3 separate regions of the Homo sapiens genome follow, and regions 2 and 3 are each linked to region 1. A link is a contact called in ENCODE Hi-C or POLR2A ChIA-PET data. All regions are on one chromosome and are shown on one strand. The core of a region is the stretch at or near the end of the contact, and the rest is flanking DNA. Distances in the headings are between cores, read along the strand shown.

What was found. Hi-C counts contacts between places; a loop is a spot of excess contacts on that map. ChIA-PET counts read pairs that join two places held with the same protein, here RNA polymerase II (POLR2A). Pooled maps may share reads with other maps.
Region 2: a map of endothelial cell of umbilical vein shows a loop between it and region 1 (2.7-fold over the local background). The contact joins two enhancer-like sites. A Hi-C loop is called at or near these places in 35 of 168 maps with a recorded cell type or tissue (A673, CD4-positive, alpha-beta T cell, CD4-positive, alpha-beta memory T cell and 24 more), 21 of 37 single-sample maps with no recorded cell type and 34 of 50 pooled maps.
Region 3: a loop to region 1 is called in a map of endothelial cell of umbilical vein, with 6 times the contacts of the local background. The contact joins two enhancer-like sites. A Hi-C loop is called at or near these places in 3 of 168 maps with a recorded cell type or tissue (Calu3, endothelial cell of umbilical vein and head of caudate nucleus) and 8 of 50 pooled maps. POLR2A ChIA-PET finds 5 or more read pairs at or near these places in 3 of 52 experiments (activated CD4-positive, alpha-beta T cell and activated naive CD4-positive, alpha-beta T cell).

What each region holds. Positions count from the first base shown.
Region 1 is chr6:142,691,249-142,695,203 of GRCh38, forward strand. No RefSeq gene overlaps it. Among named protein-coding and RNA genes, the nearest start is that of HIVEP2, 250 kb to the right of the region's middle. Within about 2 kb of position 1,828, at least 2 of the 41 ENCODE cell types and tissues checked have a DNase peak (open chromatin) inside an H3K27ac peak, as active enhancers do; they include endothelial cell of umbilical vein, where a contact is called at or near this core.
Region 2 is chr6:142,472,998-142,476,952 of GRCh38, forward strand. No RefSeq gene overlaps it. Among named protein-coding and RNA genes, the nearest start is that of ADGRG6, 170 kb to the left of the region's middle. Within about 2 kb of position 1,639, at least 3 of the 41 ENCODE cell types and tissues checked have a DNase peak (open chromatin) inside an H3K27ac peak, as active enhancers do; they include endothelial cell of umbilical vein, where a contact is called at or near this core.
Region 3 is chr6:142,866,269-142,870,223 of GRCh38, forward strand. All of the region lies in intron 1 of HIVEP2 (HIVEP zinc finger 2), which reads right to left. Among named protein-coding and RNA genes, the nearest start is that of HIVEP2, 77 kb to the right of the region's middle. Within about 2 kb of position 1,828, at least 5 of the 41 ENCODE cell types and tissues checked have a DNase peak (open chromatin) inside an H3K27ac peak, as active enhancers do; they include endothelial cell of umbilical vein, where a contact is called at or near this core.

The sequences.
Region 1 (3,955 bases), core at 578-3,077:
TAAAATTATTACAGTGAATGCAAATTATTTTTCTTATGACAGGAAAACACTGTACAGCAAAAATGGTTGTGGGACCTAGGGAGTTCTATTTTGTTGGAGGTGTTTGAGCAGAACCTGTAGTTGCTGTTGATAACTCCCAGGATGTTGAAAAGGAGACTGTTATAGACAGGAAGATGGCTATTACCTCTTTTAACCTCTATGGTGCTTCAGATTCTGAGAATCTATTGCACAAAATAATAATTATAACTAATAATTATAACCACTATAACTATTAACATATAACCTGTAGTTATTAATAGTTATGATTAATAAAGTCATAGAATCTCAGATTTGTCAGGGAACTCAGAAGTCAACTTTCCCAGCCAATGTAAGACAGTATGAAAAATCCTTGGCCACACATGCGGATAAAGGATTGCCCATGGCTGGGAATGTATATCCTTTCCTGCTGCTCACTGGTCTACACTAGCAGGTAAGAAACACATTTGTCTCTAAACACCCAGCCCAGTGGTACATGAAATGATCTTCATCTATTTGTTTCTCAAGCATGAAATGATAGCCTACACACAATCTTTTCATATTGTAGTCACTCTGTGATCTTTCAAAATGAAAATAAAGAGGTCTTGTCACTAGGTGTACAATCTATTTTCCTTGACTTGAAATCTCATCTTTTATTTCTTCAAAGCACATAAGGACTTTATCTTTAATTCTATCTTGTATTCTGTTATCAAATCCATTTGTTGTTGTTCTATGTCTGCTCAGGATGTCTGAACATTTTTACATAGAGTAACTTTAAGTGTGAACCTAAGTCGAATTCAAAACAAGACATCTAACTCTAAGAAAAGCCTTAGGTAAAACTTTGAATATATTTATCTTGAATGCTACAAGATGTCCAAATTATCCCTAGACATCCTCTCTTCACTTTCTTCAGACACCTAACCCTTCCTCCCTCTGCCACCTCAAATTCAAAATTCACACTTAGGAGAAAGATTTGTAATTTTTTCAAATCAAAGCTTATAGTAGAAGCCAATCAACTAATTCTGTAATTGTCTCTTAAACACCCTAAACTATGCAGGACCACTTCATTGCAAAAACAAAATAAACTCTTGAAATCACAAGGTAATATATAGCAATTAACAATTCAACATTACAAACAGTAAGTGCTATTGGTAAATGCTACTTAAGTTCAGGAAATAAAAGGTAATTATCTTTGAGCTGACAAATTTACCGCACTACCAATAAATGAAGGAATTACTGTATAGTGTGCTAGCAGGGATCCTGGGAGATCTGGTGGAGATAGAAGTTCTAGCTGAACTTCAGAACCCTCCAATACAAACAGGCTTATCTGAGGGGACAGGTCAGTCCTGCACACTATTGCAAGTGTTATCAAAGTGTGGTCCACGGACCAGCATCCTCTACACCACTTGGGAGCTTGTTAAAGGTACAGAATCGAGGGCCCCGTCCAGAACTAGTAAATAAAAAATCTAGATTTTTAACAAGCTCCCAGGATGATTATTCATATGCACATTGAAGTTTGAGAAGCTCTGGTCTACACAGTGGCGATTCTGCTCAGTTTCTTCGCATTTTAGTCCTGGGCTTTCAAAGCTACTTGCTTTTTTAAATCAACTATTAATTTGTAGCCTACAATTGTCACAACTGCAAAATTAACTCATTACTTAACTTTATTCTATTTCTCATGCATTTCCCCCTCAACGTCCCTTTTTCTCCAACGGTGGTCCCTTGAGAATGACAGATTTTTCACCACCCAGCAACCAAGGCACTACCCCACATCCTACACGAGGGGGCGCATGAGGACTAAGATTCGGGATCTTCTAGGCCATCTTCTCCACAGTGATTTTTATCAGCGACGGCCCCCTTTCTCCAGGATTGGTTTCCCAATGACATCACTTGGAAGCATGAAGAGTTGCTAGAATCCTCTCCTCCACTCACAAGCCAGGCATTTCCTGAACCCTTGCTGCGTTCGCCGCTTTCCACCCCATACCATTTCCCTAAGAGACAAGCATTCAGATGATCTACCCCCAGGGGTCCCAGGGAAGGAGGGAGAATCATTGCTTTAAATACAACGGCAGATCAGAGGGCCCTTGGTCAATATCCCTGCTCTCATTTCTCCTGTGTTTCATCTTCCATCAGGTCATACAGCCTTGAAAGTCTTTGACACATCACCCCTCCCTTCAGATCCCCACCTCTCCAATATTTCAGCAGAGCTTGGTCTTTTATAATCTAATTTTAAAAAACTCTTGCTCCATTCTGTTCTTTTACTGCAAACAGAGAGTAGCTGAGTGAGTGGCGTGAGGATGAAGAGTCCAGAGCTGAGGCTTGTGGATTTCCTGGGAAGTTACTCACTCAACCTTTGGCCTGGGGAATAATTAGAAAAATGAATGTTTCATTCCCTTGAGAAGGCTTTTTCTTTGTCCACTGGAACCCAATACTGGCGCTGTGGCTGTGTTTTAGAGAGTGTCTAGTGGCGCTAACTTGCTAAATCCATGAGGTTTATCACTGTTATGCACAGTGCCCACCAAGTGTTGGCAACAAGCAACTCGTAAATGCATTTTGGCAATTACTATGAAATTTTCAGTGTCATATGGGTCTTCCACCTCCTAAAAGCTTTTGTCCTGATGAAAGCTTTTATTTTAACTGTAGTTTTTCCCTAATAGGGCTCTATTTCAAACTTTAACAGTTGTAATTATTTGTATCAACGTGCAATCCCACACTTAAACAAATTGGAGCCCACTCCAGAACAAAATTAAAATGGCTTCAAAGAATGACAGAAAAACATTTCTTTTGGCAAGGAATAACAGGAAGGCAGAAGGAATACAGGAGAGATCCAGTGGAGAGGATAAAGCAATGGGAGGCCTTTCCACATGTGTAGCCTCTTAAAAAAATTGCTACCATTCCTTATGTTGCCTATGCAGGATACAACCCTATCTCTTAGTAAAAATGGTCTCCCCACCCCCACAATTCTTGTGGCTATTACCAAACAGTGCTTCTTATAAAAGAAAAAGAATATGACAAAGCAACCACAAGGAAGGTTAAAAAAAAAAGATAAAACCCGGGGCTAGAATACACCCAGTTGATGCTCAATAATGATTGACTTAAATGTTTGTGTGGCACAAGGTACAGAGTGGATTTCTTTCACATCAATCTGGAAATTCATAGCTTCTTCAGGCTTCTTGTCATACATATCGTGTGAAATATTTTATGACACGGCTCTGTGGATCCTGAAATGCTCGGTCCCGTTCTGTCTGAAAGTAGCACTTCTCTCTTCCTGTTGGGCCCCTCACCAAGAGCCCTTAGCGTCTGAGGCATCTCCCTGGTTATACTTTCATCAGATGGTGAAGCGGCCGTGCATTCATTGCACTTTCCCCCCAACACAAGCACTTTCATTGTTATCATTTACTGATATCAAATAGAGAAGTAAGTCAGGTGAATCATCATATACTGTGTATTTATCACAAAATCGAGCCTACCCTTTATGCCTGGGAGAACACTGGCATGACCTAGTTCACTTCCCTAGGGCTGGATACCCTTCAAGTCTTCCTCCGTGAAGGAGAATCTTTCTCCTTGTATGAGCCAAGAACACATTTTAGTGCAGCATTTCCTTTGTAGTTCAGATCTATTTTAATTGGGTAAATCTTTCATTACATAAATACAAATATTAGCAGGGGCCAGATACTGTATCAGGCTCACCAAAGCCAAGTGGCTGGAGGTGCTGTGCCCCACCAATAGGCTTTTTTTTTTCCACTGTGATAATTTCTGTTCCTTAACATAGGACATCAGATAGAAACCATTCCATTTGCAGACAAGAAAATACATCTACTGTCCAATCTACATGTATTTGTATGGCCGGGAGGAGAGGGTAGACCATTCCAGGCCTGGGAAGCCGTCCAGGGAAACAGGAGGAAGAGAGCCAGGGAAGTGTGTTTAGAGTAGAGAGAGC
Region 2 (3,955 bases), core at 389-2,888, 220 kb before region 1:
ACTGAAATTAAACCCTTATCTTAAACCATACATAAAAATTAACTAAAAATAGATTAAAGGCTTAAAACATAAGACATGAATTTTTAAAACTCCTAGAAGAAAACATAAAGGAAAAGCTTCATGACTTTGTCGTTATATTGACTTAACATATGTAGTCATAACAGTGAAGTTGAATTTTCAGAAACTTCACGCTGAAGCTATCATTGATGTGATTCATTTCAATTTACCCTGGTTTTTTAAGCATCTACTATATGCAATGATCTGGGCACTGCAGGGGATCCACTGCGGAATAGAATCAACCCCACACCTTAATAATGTCATGGTCTAGTGGTGAAAGCAGGTAATGACAATACAAGGTGATTAGAACCATAATATCAAGGAGCTTTGGATATGATATTTGATGGTATTAAGGCATTATTAATTTTGTGATGTGTGATAATAGCATGGTGATTATGTTAAAACAACCCTTATTGATTAAAGACTCAATTCATTTTCTATTGCCACCATAACAAATTACCACAAAACTGACGACTTAGAACAGCACAAATTTATTCTCCTAAAGTTCTGAAAGTCGGAAGTTTGAAAGAAGTCTCATAGGTCTAAAATAAAGACATCCACATGGCTGGTCCTTCTAGAGGCTCCAGGTGTGAATCCATCCTTGGCCACTTCCAGCTCCTGGAAGCTGTGGCCAAGATTCCTTGACTGGTGACCACATCATTCCAGTCTATTTCCATTGCAAGTGTCACATTGCAGGTCTCTGATTTTGGTCTGCCTGCCCCTTCTTCTAAGGATCCTTGCGATTACATGGGTCTCTCCTAAATCACATCTAGGATGATCCCCCATCTTAAAGTCTTTAATCACATCTGCTGATGGGTTATATAAGGTCTCCTCTTCACAGGTACTTTATCTTAGATGGGGGGTGTTGGGAGGACACTTTTTTTTTTTTTTTGAGACGGAGTCTCATTTTGTCGCCAGGCTGGAGTGCAGTGGTGCAATCTCGGCTCACTGCAAACTCTGCCTCCCGGGTTCAAGCGATTCTCCTGTCTCTCAGCCTCCCGAGTAGCTGGGACTACAGGTGTGCGCCACCACGCCCGGCTAATTTTTGTATTTTTAGTAGAGACGGGGTTTCACCACGTTGGCCAGGATGGTCTCGATCTCTTGACCTCGTGATCCTCCCGCCTCGGCCTCCCAAAGTGCTGGGATTACAAGCGTGAGCCACTACGCCCAGCTGGGAGGACACTTTTTGAACAGGAAAGCAGAAATGCTTATCAGATGTAATGGTTTTCGAAGTTATTGCCTTAGAGTTTCTCTAGAACAATCCATATTTTATAGGACACAATTGTAGCCCAGAGGAAAATCTCACTTTGTAGCAACGTATCTTGGCTTCTAAGAAAAAAAAAAAGGCCCACAAGGGTTTATTTTAAAATATGGTGAGGGAAATCTTGCTTTTGAAGAACCAGGCCTATAGCTAGTGGACCTGGCATTTTCCCAGGGTTTCTGGACTCTCACAAGCTCACAGTTCATAAGTTCTCTGAGGAAGGATTTCCACCTCGCCATAGGCCCAGCCGTCTCCCCTTCCCTCTAGCTGAGGACCGGAGTGTCCGCAGGGCGGCGCCCAGCGCCGGGGTTTGGTTCCTTTTACCTCCCGGTGCCTCTGTTCCTTAGCTTCCAGCCTTTCTTCTCCCTGGCTTGCTTGGCTTTCTCAGGTGAGGGTACATATTTCTTTTGTCATTTTGCACAGAAAATGTAAACGTTTCCTACTCTAAAAAGATCACCTTTAAAATTTGCTTATAACAACAATAAGATATTCCCACAATTTTTTTTCTCTAAATGCTATTACTGCAATATAAAAACAAAAAAGGAACAAGTTCCTGAAGGATTTCATTTTCACGGATGCAACTGTAATTATTCATGTGACCAGAAGATGGCAGTACAGCATTAATAACAGTGGCGCATCCCTTAGAACAAAATGGCTTATTCAATTTTTTGGAGCTTGGTAGACCTAGCTACTAAACAAATATTAACGGATCTGCTACTAAGTGCAAGGGTCTTCTGGGTTGCATTAGTTAATAAAAGAGACAAAAGCTGCTCTAATGGAGGGTGCTAAACTAAACTTGCAAGCACAATTAAGAAGAGAGAATTGTCCCAGTCTTGTCTTTTAAAATTTCATCTCACTGCTCCTCATTCATTGAAAGTCACATTTCTGAGAGAAAATATTATAGCAAAAGGAAGGAAGGAAAACAAAATACAACAAAATTCTCTTATAAATGAAGATACTTTAAAAAGGCAAAGTGACTTGCCCAAACACACTGGTAATGATTAGCTCCAAGTCTGTTGACCAATATTTTCTCTATCCGTGGTACCACACTGATTCTCGAAATCACAAATTCAGGGATTAAGAATGCCAGTCCTTGCCCCATCACTGACCCCTTTGTGGGATCTTAAGCAAATTATTTAATTACTTTTATGTAAAAAGTAAGGCATTGGACTAGGTAAGTTCAAGCATTTTTACCAAGGGAATGTTTTTTCCTTTTTTTCTTTTTAAGACTCTTATTCAGAAGTTCAAAACCTAAAATAATAAAGGAAAATGCTAGAGTTGAAAGAGACGTTTTCCTCTTGAGTTTCCTCCTTTCTCCCCTAGAATCTTAGGTTTCCTCAGAGCACAGTTTGTAAACTATCAGACTGGGTGATCTTGTAAACACCTTTCAGCTCTGAATATTCATTATCCCTCAAGTTCATTGAATTAATTGTGAGATAGCAATACCCTCAAAAGTGATTACTGTTTGGTAAAAAACAAAAGCAACAACAACCAAAAAAAAACTAAATCCTGAAGATGATGACAAACTGGAATAGTCAATTGTTAAGAACAAAGAGAAACTGACTTTTAAAGCATTTTCAATATTTTTCAACACGATGCCTCTGAATAATGACATTATCTTCATGCTTTACAGGGCCCTTAAACACACTCAGCCAGGTTTCCGCTGTGAACATCCTCTGGCACATGCTCTCAGAAATGAGAAGGTTGCCTGTGGAGAACGCTGTGGCTCCCCTGCATTTAGGCAACAGACTTTTGGCTGTAGTAAGTGCCAAAAGCCAGAGGTGGTATGGCTTATGCTGCACCATGGTGTATTGGGCCAAAGAGCTCTGGAAAACCGTTCAACCACATGGCCATCAGCAGTGATGGGAAGGGCAACTTAAGGTCAAAGGACTATGGGAGGGTGTCTAAGATGGGCCTTAGAATTAGTCTTCCTGGGTTTGCAACAGAGCTCCAACACTTTTGACAAGTTACTTTGGTTTCTAAATTTTAATTTTGGTTAATAACATTACTTCCTAGGAATGAGAAGACCTCATAGGGCAAATAATAGCAGTGTATGAACACCAAGTAAAAGTTTCTGTTTTCTTTCACAGGATTCCTGCAAATATCTCCAGGCTGGGTTCCTCATCGGTCCTCCACCTTTCAATCCATCCTCCACACAACAGACTGAATGACCTTTAAAAGATATGTCAGATCTCATCGCTGCACTTTTAAACCTTTCAATGACTCTCTCTTGCACTTCCAAGAAAATTCACATTCCTCACACTGACCTACAGCCACTGCATGATCTTCCTTGTCCACTCTCTGACTTTATTTGGCACTCGATGACCATATTCCAGCTGCACTGGCCTTCTGACAGTTCCTGGAATAGCCCAAAACTTTTCCAGTCTTTAGAACTCTTGTGTGTACTTTTTTCCCTTTCCCAGAACACACTGTCATTTCCTAAAGTCTCAGCTAAAATATTTCTCATCAGACAGGTCTTCTCTGACCACCCTGTCTAAAGTATCAACAATAAAGTAAACCTTATTCTTTAGCATAGGGGTTGGAAATGTTTGACCTGTAGGCCAAACTGGCCCACCATGTTGTTTTTATATATAAAGTTTTATTGGAAAACAGCCATGCTTATTCATTTACGTATTA
Region 3 (3,955 bases), core at 578-3,077, 180 kb after region 1:
AAAACTTGTTGAGAACCTAAATAAGTTAATACACAGAAAGCATTCCTACCTGGCACACAGTAAGTGCTCAATAGATGTTAGCTACTAATAAATCACTGAGCATAATCATTGATGCTCAATAATACTTGGCCATACTTAATTTTTCTTCCTTTTCTACAACCCTTATTTCCCATTAGTAGACAGTTCCTGAAATTCCACATCTGCTGTGAAATTTTCTTGTAGCGTTAGGTCAGTGCTAACTCCTAACTCCTTTATTACCTCTTTCTCCCATGTATGTAGATCCATGTCAAAGTGCCTACCTTTAATTTTAAGTTTCTATACCATGAGCATTTAGTCTGGGAGATTCTCTTTATAAGGCAGAATAGTAATTCCAAAAGAAATAGGTACTTTGATGCTAAGGACAACGAGGAGAATTACTGGGAAAAGGATAAATATATAAAGCTGTGGAAAGGGCTTTCTCTTTATCTTTGAGGTCGGTCTCTCCCTTAGTTGATCTGACCACATCAGGATTTCATTTTACTCTAATGGGGTGAAAGTGCAATGAGCCTCAGGCCAATGTGGCTACTTACCCCTTTCTAACTGCTAAAATACAATTTCCCTTTGCCATTAACTATCTTTATAAAAAGCGAAAAAGAAAATAAAAATTAAGCTATAATCTTCCAGTGGGAATTTTCAGTCCTCCCTGTGGTAAACTGGTGAACAGGAGAAGTTGACAAAGGGTAAGGATCCAGAGGGTTATAAGAAATCTTAGGTAGAGAGGTACTGACTCCAGTATTTCCAACCTGCTCTGGGTAAGTATGGTGGTAGAATTCTTGTAATAAATAATTGGACGTGTGTGTTAGTGTGAATATTTCTTTTAATCCAAATACACTTATTAGGAAGCATCACTGTCTATATCAGAAAACAAGGATTTTACTCTTTTGCTATTAGGTATTTCATAGTCTTTTTTTTTCTTTGCATGCTATTAAGTATCAAGTTTTGTGTTAATAACTTTACAGGAAGGCTGTGGCCAAACCTGGTGAAGACTACACATCAGTGGTCTTTCTTATTATACAAGCCAGGCAATCATATATATACTCAACCAGATTGTATTAACTATCAGTGGTATTTATCATCATGGCATCTAATCTACTATACATTTGGTCAAAGATAAAAAAGTATCTGGCTTGAAGTGCCTTCTACAAGCCAGTTGTTATCGTTACAGATTGATTGCAACAGATATGCTTTTGGTACACAGAATCTGAACACATTATCTCTGACTCTTCCTCCACCCACTTCAGTGACAGCTTTGGTCAGCAACAGCTGCAGCTGATATATTACTCTACTTGTTTAAGAAAGTGACATAAATACAGAGACGAGATGACATAAAGCTGTGAATGTTGGACATGGCTCTTATAAAGTTTTCCTGAGCCAATCAAAAAAACAGGATATGTGCTAAAAGAATTTGTGTATGCTGCCAGTTACTTAGAAAACATGTGGACAAATATATGCTTTCAGTAACTAACGCATTAATAAAGGTGGATTCGCATGCAAGACTTGGTTGCTATCCTAGTGGTTTTAAGGCAATAACAATTCCAATAGGATCCCATATGAATTTCTTGAAACGTTGTGCTAGAATAGGTCATTTATTTTTGCACAGGTTCCTATTCTTGCAAATAAAAATAAATTTCCAACAGTCTCACGGTCATCCATTGAATAACATGACTTCAAGTCCTATATACTGTCATTTTATACCTCTAATCTGGCATAGATTAGAAACAGAAAGGAAAATTATGCATATAATCTTAAAACTAGAAAGATCACATTGCAAGTCAGCTGTGTCAGTAATTTCCGCTTTCAGGAGTTACACAATGCTTAAACAATAGTTATCCTACCGGGCTACAGTTCACTTAACCTCACAGTCCAGCTGATGATTGATGAAGGGTCAAGAGGGTAGCAGACTTTGGGTGCACAACACTTCAATCCTTTATCAAAAATGGCAAGAGGCCACATACTACAATAACGGAACAAATACTTCCTTTTACCGTACAGTAAATTCCTTCCTCTGATTGGCTAAAGCTTCAGTGCATGGTTCACAAGAACAAAAATACATTCTATCATGAGCAAAACACATTTTAAAGAGCAATCACTTAAATCTCGGGCCAAGTGAAATGTCTATATCCCTATAATAATTAATAACCAAGTATGTCTATTTGTCTCCTTATGCTAAAATGTCCATGAAAGAGTTGATAAGTGGACTTCTGAAATCTAACTCTTCAGCTCATGTTGCACAAATCCTTATTCATCAAGACACACACCCAACTATAAAGGCAATTAAACTTTTCAGTATGTGCATGAGGAATACCCAGAATGATCTAATTCAATATAGGGCAAACTACAATACTACTTCCATCTTTGAAAGTTTTTAAAAAGCCCTATCCAGATCATTATTATAAATTAATTCAGAATCAGGGGATATATCTATTTTGAAAGAAAATAAGGGGATAAAACATTATTTCAAATGTGTGAAATTCTGGTTAATTGGATTATATTATGGTAAATAAGGGTTAATCAGAAAACACTTATCCTAACCCATGTTGTTGAAAAATCTTATTTTTCATAATTGATAAGTATTGCCTCTGTAAGTATAGCATTTTCTCCTTTTTAGTGTAAGTCTGAACATCGATTCAAATTTGTAGAATAATGTAGATTTAGGTTAGGTAGAAGATTTAAATATAATGTTGAAAATCCTAGATCAGTGGTTCTCGGCCAAGGGTGATTTTGCCCCCTAGGGGATATTTGGCAATGTCTGGAGACATTTTTTATTGTCACAACTGGGGAGAAGGAAAACTACTGGTATCTATTGGGTAGCTGGCCAGGAATGCTGCTAAACATTCTACATTGCACATGACAGCCCCTCCACAACAAAGAATTATCTGGAACCAAATGTCAACAATGCCAAGGTTGAGAAATCCTGGCCTAGATGTTGCTTTAAAAAATAAATTACTGATAGTATGTCATGCTTTCTTCTAGCTACCTACCTCTTCCCTGAAAAATGAAGTGCATGTAGCCAAAAAAAAGTATATTATAGCTAATCAAAATTTTATTCCATAAAAACAAATTCATTTGATAAATATATATAGTATCAACTATGTACAAATTTCTGACTCAGAATAAAAAAATTATTTCATAAAAATAATGTGTTCAAATGTAATACCCAAATCAATGCAGTCTTTACACATTAATGTGTGTGAAATAACTAATTTTAAAATTTGTTTTCAGTATTTTAAAAATTCTGAAGTACTATACTGAATTTTCTCTGATCACTTTCCCACGTCTTAACTCACTTGATTTTTAGCATGACAAATAGGGCACTCCAACTTTTAAAGCTATTTATAATCTCAGAACCCAAAGAAATAAATGTAAAAGTGTATCGCCACTTTTAAAATTTAAAATGTATTAAAAATGTATACTGAATCACAGATTAACCAGTTAAATCAAACTAAGAGTTACGTTATATATACATTAATTATTTTACTCTACTCTCCAACTTCATTTTATTAACACAGTGACCCAAAAAGGCTTGGGTTGAAAGGGTATTAATACTATTAATCTTGTAAAACACACACATGTTCAACCATTAGATAGGTGTTCATTACCTTCCTTCTTAGCAAAAAGAGAAGACTGACCCTTAATTTCTCCCACAGAACACTGATCCAAAGTGGCCCTTCACAGAGATTGAAATGCAAGCCTCACTCAGAGGCCACAAAGAGACAGGGGACTCTTAAAACCATCTGGCAGCCGTGACCACTGAAGGGCTGCGCATTCATGTTCTACATATCACAGACAGAAGGTCCTGGATCCCCACCAAGACCCACCTGGGTCTGCAGCAGCCCACACCCTGCCAATCCTTTGGGGTTCAGCACCAAAGGTTATTATTGACTTGAACATTTTTATACAGCAGAGAAGGACCCAT